Regions from separate parts of the Homo sapiens genome. Here region 1 is linked to region 2. A link is an interaction called in ENCODE POLR2A ChIA-PET data of the cell type or tissue named here. Cell type or tissue: CD4-positive, alpha-beta T cell. All regions are shown on one strand. Links, peaks and the distances in the headings refer to the core of each region. The heading gives the core; the rest is flanking DNA.

Evidence for each region. ChIA-PET counts read pairs that join two places held together with the same protein. Peaks named below come from ENCODE experiments on the same cell type or tissue, not always from the same donor. Only the 100,000 strongest peaks of a DNase experiment are listed, where the experiment ranks them.
Region 1: POLR2A ChIA-PET joins it to region 2 with 5 read pairs; 3 of 35 experiments call an interaction of 5 or more read pairs at or near these places.

Annotation. Positions count from the first base shown.
Region 1 is chr1:42,012,968-42,018,348 of GRCh38, reverse strand. It overlaps a transcript of HIVEP3 not described here. Among named protein-coding and RNA genes, the nearest start is that of HIVEP3, 97 kb to the right of the region's middle. In CD4-positive, alpha-beta T cell, for the core only: no CTCF peak of the experiment used is centred there; no DNase peak of the experiment used is centred there.
Region 2 is chr1:41,800,211-41,805,591 of GRCh38, reverse strand. All of the region lies in intron 1 of HIVEP3 (HIVEP zinc finger 3), which reads left to right. Among named protein-coding and RNA genes, the nearest start is that of HIVEP3, 120 kb to the left of the region's middle. RefSeq lists an enhancer at 1,047-1,106. In CD4-positive, alpha-beta T cell, for the core only: no CTCF peak of the experiment used is centred there; DNase peaks (open chromatin) are centred at 1,201 and 2,451; H3K27ac peaks cover 3,094 bases.

The sequences.
Region 1 (5,381 bases), core at 311-5,310, 210 kb before region 2:
CTCTTAAAAGAAAACATAAGAGAATATCTGTATATCCTTAGAATAGCCAAACATTTCTTAAACATTACACAGAAGGACTAACTATAAAGGAAAATATTGATAAACTAGATTAAACTAAACTCAAGAAATTCTGATCATCAAAAGATACTATTAAGGGAATGAAAGAGCAAGCCCAGAGTAGGAGAAGATACTATAAATAACTACAAATCAATATGAGAAAGGCAAGTAACCCAAAAGAAAAGTGGACAAAAAGCTTGAAAAAACACTTTACACAGAGAATGTTCAAATGGCTTACAAATATGTTAAAAGTTATATCAATTGCATTCATTGTCAGAGAAATGCAAATTAAATCTACAAAAAGGTATGTCTACATATGCTTCAGAATGGCTAAATTTAAAAAGTCGGACAATACCAAATGTTGACAAGAACATGGAACAACTAGACTCTCATATATTATTGGTGGGAATGTAAACTGATACAGCTATTATGGAAGACCGTTGGGCAGTATCTACTGGGCAGTATCTACTAAAGCTGAACATACACTCTGTACCCGCAATTCCCCACTCCTAGGTATATGACAAACAAATGTAGTATATATATTTGCCAGAAGACATATATAAGAAGGTACATAGCATTCATAATATTCATAATAGCCTCAAACTGGAAGCAACCCAGATATCCAAAGACAGTAGAATAGATAAATAAATCAATATATGGAATATATACAGAAATGAGAATATGTAATCTATAATCACATGCAAAAACATGGGCGTATGTCACAAACATAATGCTGAGAAAAAGAAGCCAAACACTCAAACAGGCAGCACTAATCTCTGGTAATAGAAATCAGGATAGTGGTTACCTGGGGGTGGTAATGACTAGAAGCGGGAATTAAGGGGACTTTTAGGGTGTGAGTCATATTTGGTTTCTTGGTCTGGGTGTATGGTATGGGATGGGGTTATTTTGTGAAAATTCATCAAGCTGTACAATGATGCCTTGTGCTCTTTTCTGTATGTATCTTATACTTCATTAAATTTTTTATTTAAAAAAACCTGGATCCTTACTTCAATTCTTAAACCAAAGTAAGTTACAGCTAGATTACATATTTAAATATAAAATGAAAGGTCCACAATTAAACATGGATGAACTTTTTTTTTATAATCTCAGAAACATGAATTGGAAAAAATTTCTTTGAAAAGAAAATTAAAATGGTAATAAATAAATATCAACATGAGGAAAATATTTATAAAATAATAATGTATTATGTGTTGCCAGTCAGACCATCAGACATTAAAAGATACAAAATACTCAGTGTTGCTAAGGTTTGGTGAAAGGGTACTCTCATGTTTGATTATTAGAATAATTTGTTTCTACAGCATTTTTGGAGGACTTTAAAATGTGCATACTATTTGACCTAACAGTACATTTCTAGGAATTTTATCTTAGGAAATATTTGCCTACATAAATATATCAGGATAGTAATTAAAGCATTTTTATAATATCGAAACTGGAAATACTTTAAATGTCTATGAATAGAGTACTGGTTATATAAGGTACACCCTGTTTAATAAAGTATACTATGTCTGGTAGAAAGAATGAGGTTGATCTGTATCAGTGGATGAAGTCATATGGCCAGGAGATACTGATTGCTAAATGAAAAGAGTAAGTTGATGAACATTTCTGTAGTGTGATCTCATTTAAAGAAATATATATTTCATTGGAAAATTCTGGGAAAATATACACCAAACTATTTACATAAAATGATCACATATAGTCAAAAATATTTATGTGCATGTATTAAAATCAGTAGGAACTATACCAAAATGTCAACACTGGCTCTCTCGGGGGATTACTGAGGCATTTAAATTTATTTTTGTATACCTTTGTATTCCAAATTCCCTACAATGAGTGTATGTTGATTTAATAACCAGAAGATGCTAAATAGGATTATTAAATTTTGTCTGTATATTACCAGTTTCATGATAAAGATCAAACTCCTAATGAAAGCATTTCTTTCCTGTCCTTACTGCCTGTCTGTCCACCTTTATCTGGCACTGACCTTCCATATGCACCCTGCATTTCGTTTGTATACAGAACACAGATACTTTCTTATTGGAAATAATTTAAACAATGAGGAGCACATAGAGAATAAAACGTGGAAACTCGACCTTTTTCTGTACGTTTGCTCACATATGTATGTGTATATACAAATATAGTCTTTTTAAAAGCATAAATGGGATGCTTGCCTCCTCCATCTTAACCACATTCCATTACTTGCTGTTCCTTGAACCATTCATGCTGTTTCAGCCCCACGTAACTAGCCAAAGGCCCCTTTTACCCTTTCTTCCTGTCCCTGTGCAACCAGCAATTACAGTGTCTAATTATTTGATGTTTTTCCTAAAGACTTTTGATGCAAGAGGTTCAAAAGGCACAAAGCATGAAAGGAAAGCAGACGTAGCCATTGCCATGTAGGCAGCTGAAGGATGATGGAGAATTGGCAGGATACTGTTTCCAGTTATTCACTGAGATTTTTATCCCTCTGGTTTCTCTTAGTGATGGCACATCCCCTGCCTAGGCAGCTAGGGTGTTCCCTACTCATTGCCTCAGGGGACAAGTGACATAGTGGATTTCAGAAATCGATGCTTAGCTTTTGATTTGCTACAGTCTGGTTCTTGTGTGGCACCAAAGGACTCAATGCATAGACAAAACATTTAGAAAGATGCCCATGAGTAAGAAAAGGCTTCTTTAGTACCTTTAAAGCCCCTTCCTAATGGGGTGATATTGTCCTTGGTGAGAAGAGAGGAGGAGAGCTGGAGGGAAGGAGGAAAGGCAGATGTCCGTGGTTCCTTAGGAGGCAGGTCTTGCTCTGTGTCTACGCTGAATTCTGAAGGGCAGTGACCATGCAAACCCCTCACAGGTCTGGCATGCCAGAGAGCAGAGGAAACCCATGCCCCTGTATTTAGGCAAGGCTCAGAGGCTTTGGCACTCACTGAGTAAGGCCCTGGAATGTAGACTTAATTCTGGGGAGATGGGGTTGGAGGAGAGACCTTGAATTGCATGGAATTAGTCTCTAACAGAGGGTTGCATTATAAATTAAGATGATTAGAGAACAGGTAAGTTGCATTCTTTACATACCTGAGCTTGAAAACTGAGAATTGTCCTCATAACAAATAGAAGAATTCTGATTTTATTTCTTTGCTTTGGTGGTGGTGCTGGTTGGATTTTGATGTTGGCCATGAGCCCCGGGGATTTCCTTAAGCATGATCCTCGGAAGCTGTCTCACTTTCTCCCTGGCTTTGCCTCTCCACAGGGCTGCTGACCACCAGCAGCACGGACCTCTGGAGGCCAAAACAGGCCTGACAGTCACAGATGTGTTTGCCATCTCATCTTTATGTGAGTGGAGTAAGGAAAGATGAAAGCCACAGAATGAGACCTTTCTGGACATGACTGTACAGGAGCCCAGCCTGGAATGCACTCAGAGTTGATGCTGAATAAACTAAGAGATGCAAATAAAAACCAACAAGGAACCCTTCTTTAACGTATTAAATTTGAGGGAAAATTCTTGTCATTGACTTGCATTCATTCAAGGGTTGGTTAAGTAATTTTCAGACCTAAATTTGTTATTGATCATAGCATTTAGAGTGAATTTTGGATATCACTCAGTAACTTCAGCTTCATTGGTGCCTAGAAAGTTCACCTGAGCAGATGTCACAACACAATAAGCTGATGGAAATGAGAGGACAGATCGGCATCACTGGACCTACAATAGAGGAGGTTATTTCTTTGTGGCCATTCTAGGTACTCTGTGAAGCTCAGGATGTGGATATTGTTGGCGCAGCTTTATTTGTGCTCTGTTGTCCCGCCATCATTTCAGATTTGCTGATCTTTGCCACAAGTCCGAATCAGCTCATCCATTTTCTCACCTTTCTCTGCCTTTTCCCCACCTCCTGCTTGTGCTTTGCACCCCCTCCTTCCTTGCTGTGTGCTGGAGCCGCGTGACTTTCTCCTTTCCCCGAACTCTCACCCTGCTTGCCTTTGGTCCCTTCTTTCTCTGTGATGTGAACATCCTTGCTTAAATGCAGCTGTATTGTTCATTTTGTGGCATGCCATTTCCTTTCCACCTGGCAGACTCTCCACCAGCTGGGAAGGGACATGTATCTGCTCTTCAGGAAATGCTGTCCTTTGGGTGGAAAAGGACTGGCTTCCTGGCAGTGCCAAAATGAAGATCTTTCTCTGCTGAAAACAAAACAAAACCCCTTTATCTGTGAAACTTCCTGTTTCCTCCACTGAAAGCCGTGCTTCTCCAACATGGGGCATTATGCCAGGGGCACATGAAATCATAGGACAGACTGGGTGCATCTTCCCGGATGCTGCTTGAAACTTTGGGGGGAAATAGTTTTGACTTTTTCTTCCTCGTAAAAGCTGTTGCCATACATGGGTAGAGGAATATTATGGAGGGCAATGTAAAATTCATGTGGCATTTAAGGATTAAACAGGAGATGTAAAAATTTCTTGTTTCTGGTAAGCTGCTTTGGGTTATGTCTTCAAAATTCCTGGGGTGTCTTTCTGCTTCTCTGCTGTTGGGAAGGACTAAAATGGAGACTTCTGAGCAGCACCTAAAGTATTCCTTGTAAGTGGAAGACTGCTATGGGTTTGACCCAGCACATTTGGCAGCTTGGGCTGATTTAATGAAGTTGTACAAAATTTTGAAATATTAATAGAGATGTCTTCCTTCCCCAGCCCTTAAAATTTCCCCATGGCCCTCCCCTTATTCTGTTATTAATTCATTGCTGGAAGCATTTGGACTGTTATAATAGGAATGTAAAGATAAATAAACAGGTAGGGCTCCTGTTGAGATTTTAAATATCTGTATTTTCAAATTCATAGCAGAGACAAAGCAAGACTTTTCATATGGAAGAGTTTGGGCTTGAACATCAAAAGCAAATCTTTGAAGAAACTGAGGTGTTATGGGTTGAATTGTGTCTCCCCAAAAATCAGATGTTGAAATCTTAACTTCTAGTATCTCAGAATGTGACTGTATTAAGGAGAGAAGGTCTATTACAGTGGTAATCAAACTAAAATGAGGTCATTAGTGTGGGCTCTAATCCAATATGACTGATATGCTTATAAAAAGTAGAAATTTGGACACAGAGCCATGCATACAGAGAAGATAGTATGAAGAGACATAGGGAGAAGACAGCCACCTACAAGCCAAGGAGAGAGGCCTAGAACACATCCTTCCTTCAGCCCTCGGGAGGAGCAAATGTGGTCAACACCTTGATCTTGGACTTTAGCCTCCAGAACTGTAGACAATAAATTTTTGTTGTTTAAGCCACTCAGTTTATGGCAGCCCTATCAAACTAATACACAAGGCATAAAGT
Region 2 (5,381 bases), core at 226-5,225:
CTAAGAGGTGGTGTCATTATCATCTCCCACGCACACGCATGTAAACGAGGGGCAGAGGGAGAGCCCCCAGCTTGCCCAAGGCCATTTGAACCCAGACCCTAGCAGCCTCTGTTGTCCTGCCTTCCTCATTCCATGGAAGGGCACGTGTAGATACCAGTGGCCACTTTGATTTAAAGGCCTCAGGCCAAGTGGGTTCTCAATTGGAATATTAAAAATTGTTTCATGTAGTTGATTTTTTATTTTTAAATTTGTCTTGAGAGGGAGTCTTACTCTGTTGCCTAGGCTAGAATGCAGTGGCATAATCTCGGCTCCTGGCAACTTCCGCCTCCTGGGTTCAAGCAATTCTCCTGCCTCAGTCTCCCGAGTAGCTGGGATTATAGGCACGCACCACCAAGCTTGGCTAATTTTTGTATTTTCAGTAGAGATGGGGTTTCCCCATGTTGGCCAGGCTGGTCTCGAACTTCTGACCTCAGGCGATGTGCCCGCCTCAGCCTCCCAAAGTGCTGAGATTACAGGTGTGAGCCACCGCGCCCGGCCATTTCATGTAGTTTAATTGTCTGTACACTGTAAAGCCAGGGTAATGATTGGCCTCATGGGTCATGTGCACTTGCCTACCGGGAAAGTAGGCTTTGTTTTCTCCTAGAAGCTTCTTGCAGAATTAGCTCTTGTCTTCTGAGTATATATTTTTTTTCCTGTAACTACTTACCAGGATTTAAAAATGTGTGTATACACAGTGGGTGAGGGAGTGAGGATAGGAGATGCTCTAAAACAATCTAGCATGTGAGTAACTCCTCTAATCCACTTGCTCTGACCAGCCTATTGGAGGGTCAGCATGAGTCTGCCACAATTAAATACATGTAGATTTTTCTAGATAGTCGTAGAGGATAAATTGTTATGAATCAAGCCATATTTTAAATGGTTCCAGTGATGCAGATGACTTTGACATCTGCAGTGAATGATTTGATAATCTAAGGAAATCTAAATCCCTTCCCTCTCTCTCCTTTTCTCTCTTTCACATAAAAACTCTTTTTCATGTCTTGGGTGACCTTAGGGAGATAAGCCTTCTGTATCAGTTCTGCCACTCAATAGTACATGACCTTGAATGAGCACCTGGTGGTGGCTAGCTCCAGTTGCTTCAGCTGTAAAATGGGCACAGCCAGCCTTATCTGGCAGGTTTGTCTTGAGGATTAAACAAGCCCGTGTGCCTGCAGCACTGGGCAGATTTTGGCAGAGGGCGGGCTTTTAGCTTTCACACAGGAACCTTCTGTCGGTTGGTGGGGAGAGCCATGAAAACAGTAAAATACAGAACTGTGGGTGAGTGTGAATCCAGGCAGGTACAGGCAGGGGCTGTGGGACCACTGGGGAGGGAAGCCCACCTTTGTGGAGTCGTTAGGCAGAAATCGGAGGTGGGGACATTCGAAGTGGGTTTTACAGAGTAAGTAGGAGCTGTTTGCTCAGTTATTTATGTATACCTCACTTTATTCCAAATAAAGATTTGAGATCATATACATTCTACATTAAGGTAAAATAAATTTAATAAAGAAATAATATGCAAGGGAAAATAAGAGGAGAAACTAAAATAAAGCCATGGACAGGTTAGGACATAAACCTGCTAGAGGTGATGAACAGGTTTGGCACTGTGCTTCCTAACAATGAAGACAAAAAGGGAACATAATCGATAGGCGGTTCTTAGTCATCATGTCCAGAGGATTAAAAATGCACCCAGTGCCCAGGATGTGCACAGCTTTCCCTGGGGCTAAGACCTAAGATACATTTTCCCCGTGATCCCTCAACAAGGGGAGTTTGTGTGACATAGTCCTTAGCAACATTGCTGTTCTAACCATGTCATTCCAGTATGATTGCTTCTGAGGAGAGTGTACCAGGCAAGGAACACTGTTCTTGGCAGAGGGGACAGCATGAGTCCAGCTTCACGTGGAGGGAATGTCTGCAGGCCTATTGTCAGTGTGGCTCTTGGACCATGTGGCCCAGTGGGGCCTCTGGGTACCTATGGAAGCAGTTTTGGGGTGAGTGGCATGGCACCAGGTGAGGGGCCACAGGAAAAGCAATGCTGGGGTGTGGAAGACTCACTTTGCAGACATGTCAGGGCCAATCCTGTTAGGACATGACAGGAATCAAGGCTTCTGTGGCCCTTGCAGTTGGGGTCATTAGTAGCTGGATCAGAGACTGAGAAGGTGGGGCCTTGGCAGTGCAGGAAGCATGATTGGCTGGGCTGCCTGCTGGTCTTGGGCCCCAGAGGCTGGTCACCTTTATAAAGACATTGCAAGACTTTTTCGCCTGTGAAATTTAAAGCAACAATAACAACACATACTCCGCAGCCTGTCAGGAAGCCATGTGAGAAAGCTGAGCTGCCCCACTGTCAGAGCCTCATATTTTGGGGTTTTTGTCTGTTCTATTTTTGAGGCTGGTAAACTGGTTTCCTGTTTGTTGCAAAATGGGTGGTTGTTGCTGTCTGTGCCTGCCTTGGCTTTGGCCAGGCCTGGAGGGAGGTGGCCTCACCAGCCTAGGCCCATCCTTCTGCCTTGGGCCAGTTCCCTTCTGTACAAATGCCAAAGAGGAACCCAGCATTGCCAGGGGCAGGGAGTGGGGGCACCCTGCCAGCTGCTTCCTAGGGTTTCTGAGCGTGTTTGAAGTCATCATACTCACTTTGGCAATGCCTCTCTCTGGGAGGACTAGCTTCATGTCACTAAAAGTGGACACATTTTATACTCAGAGGTCAAATTAGCAACTCAGTAAGAGCAGGGGGATGGGACTGGGAAGAAAGAACCATCTGTCATTGTAAGGACAGAAGGGAGGAAGAGAGAAAAACCCATGTTAATTGATACTTGCTATGTGACTGTCATTTTCACAACTTGTATCTCATTTAATTGTTACATGTCATTCCCATTTTACAGGTAAGAAGCCTGAGGCTCAGAAACAGTAAGTCGACTAGAATCATTTGCTCAGGATGTTGGCACTTTGGCAATGCCTTGGAGAGCAAGTTCAGCATTCCTCTCCTATTCCCACCCTCCATCACCTTTTTATTGAAGATGAAAGCCAAAAAAAGAAAAAAGCTTGGGGCCAGGTGCAATGGTTCATGCCAGTAATCCCAGCATTTTAGGAGGCTGAGGTAGGAGGACTGCTTGAGCCCAGGAGTTTGAGACTAGCCTGGGCAATATCAGGAGACCCCCATCTCTATGAAAAATAAAAAGTTAGCCAGGTGTGGTGACACATGCCTGTGGCCCCAACTACTCGGGAGGCTGAGTCGGGAGGATCTCTTGAGCCCAGGAAGTTGAGACTGCAGTGAGCTGAGATGGCGCCACTGCACACCAGCCTGAGCAACAGAGCAAGACTCTGTCTCCAAAAACAAAAACAAAAAGCTTGGAAAAACTCCCAAAGCTAGGTAGTAGCTGAGTCTGAAAGTTACTTAACTAGTGGTTTCTAGTCTACTGCTTTTCCAAACTGCCTTAGATGCTTTCTAAACTGGCAGGGACATGATACCAGTCCAGCATTGAGCAGAGTTTGAACTTGTGGCTAGGCAAGCCAGGCCCAGCCGCCATGGCATTTACATTTGGACACCTTGCTTCTCTCCCAGAGCAGCTGGATAGTGGTGTCCCAGTAGGACCTGTGGGCCAAGGGTATGCCTCTCCCCTGCCCCCCACTCCTTGACATACCAGCTTCAGATCCTGCAATTCCCTCATTGTCTTTTGGGGTCAAAGCAACGAAGGCCCTTCTAAAAGCATGGGTCTGTTTCATTGGCTGATTATTTCCTCTCATCAGTGGTTTTTGGTGGATTCAACCTGCTCCTGGACCCCTAGGGGCATTTTTTTTTTATCTTATTTTATTTTTTTCAGATGGAGTCTCACTCTGTGCCCCAGGCCGGAGTGCAGTGGCGAGATCTCGGCTCACTGCAAGCTCCGCCTCCCGGGTTCACACATTCTCCTGCCTCAGCCTCCCGAGTAGCTGGGACTACAGGCGCATGCTGCCATGCCCAGCTGATTCCCTAGGGGCATTATTATAAGGAGAACTGATATCTATTTTCACATGTGTATTTTCTCAATCAACAGATGCTAAAAGTATCAGTAATTTCTTGTAAGAGTCTTAAAATTACCAAGGCTGGAACTACTACCTGGGGGGCATTCTCAGGTCTTAGTAGCTCTTCTCAAATGATTAGTATTCCCAATTAACTCAACCTAGGGCTGGGTGCAGGAGGGAGTAGAGAGATAAGAAAACCCATCAGCCTAGGTGGCATGGCCTTGAGGAACCTTGGAAAGGGAAGAAGGGAGACCAGATTGAAGGGAGGAATTACCTGGGGCAAGGGAGGGGGATGTTGCTCTTATGCTATCCCTTTGCTACTCCCTCAACCTTAATAATATCTTCACTTAATCTCTTCCTGCAGGGACCTCTCTTCCTTCCAGGCTCAGCACAGAGGGTCCTTCAGCAAAAAGCCTTGCATCTTCTTCTTTTCTGGGCCCTAATAAGCCCACGGTTACACTGCCTGTCTTCTGACCTCCCTTCATCGTACCTGCTTTTAAGTCCTTTGTGACTTTATTTAACTCCACTTAGTAATTGTAGCTCCTTGTGGGTAAAAGATAGCATTAATTGTAGTTTGTTCTCTGCACAGTCATGGTTCAGGGCCAGATAATGTAGACGAAAGGGAGGGAGGGAGTTTAGGTAGGCAGGTAACGAATTCCTTCCTTTGTCTCAGGGTAATAGGCCCTGTCTGGAACATTATGGGAGAAGCAGGAAGGGCATATCCTAGCCCATCTCTATGTGGGAGGCATCTGATCACTTGCATTTCTGATACCCTTGGTACTTTGCATATATAGTGAAAGGGGCACCTGCCTTGCTCTTGCATTTTCTATAGCAAGGGGACTTCCCACATCCTCTATCACTGGACACATTTGAGTTCCCTGCTGGCTTCTGAGCCTTCCCTTCTGTTTCATTATCTATTGCTGGCTTAACAGACTACACTCAAACTCTGTAGCTTAAAATCATGATTTATTATTTCTCACAATTCTGGCTGGGTGGTTCTCTGCTGGTCTTGGCTGGGCTCACTCCTGCAGCTGCATTCAGCTGGTGGTGGGGCTGAGCTGGGAGGTCCAAGAGAGCCTCCCTCACATCGAGGGGCCTGGTGCCAGCTCTTGGCTGGAGCAGCCTGGTTCTCTGCATGACCTCTTGTCCTCCAGTGGGCCAGACCCAGCTCCTCCATGGCATGGCAGGCTCAGGACTCCAGGAATGCGGAAGCAAGCCTGCCATGCCTCTTAAGGCAGAGGCCAGAACTGGTGCAGTATCCCTTCTGCCACATCCTTTGGACCAAAGGAAAAATCAAGCCCAGCCAGATTCAGGGGAGGGAGAAATAGACTCCACCCCTGATGAAAGGA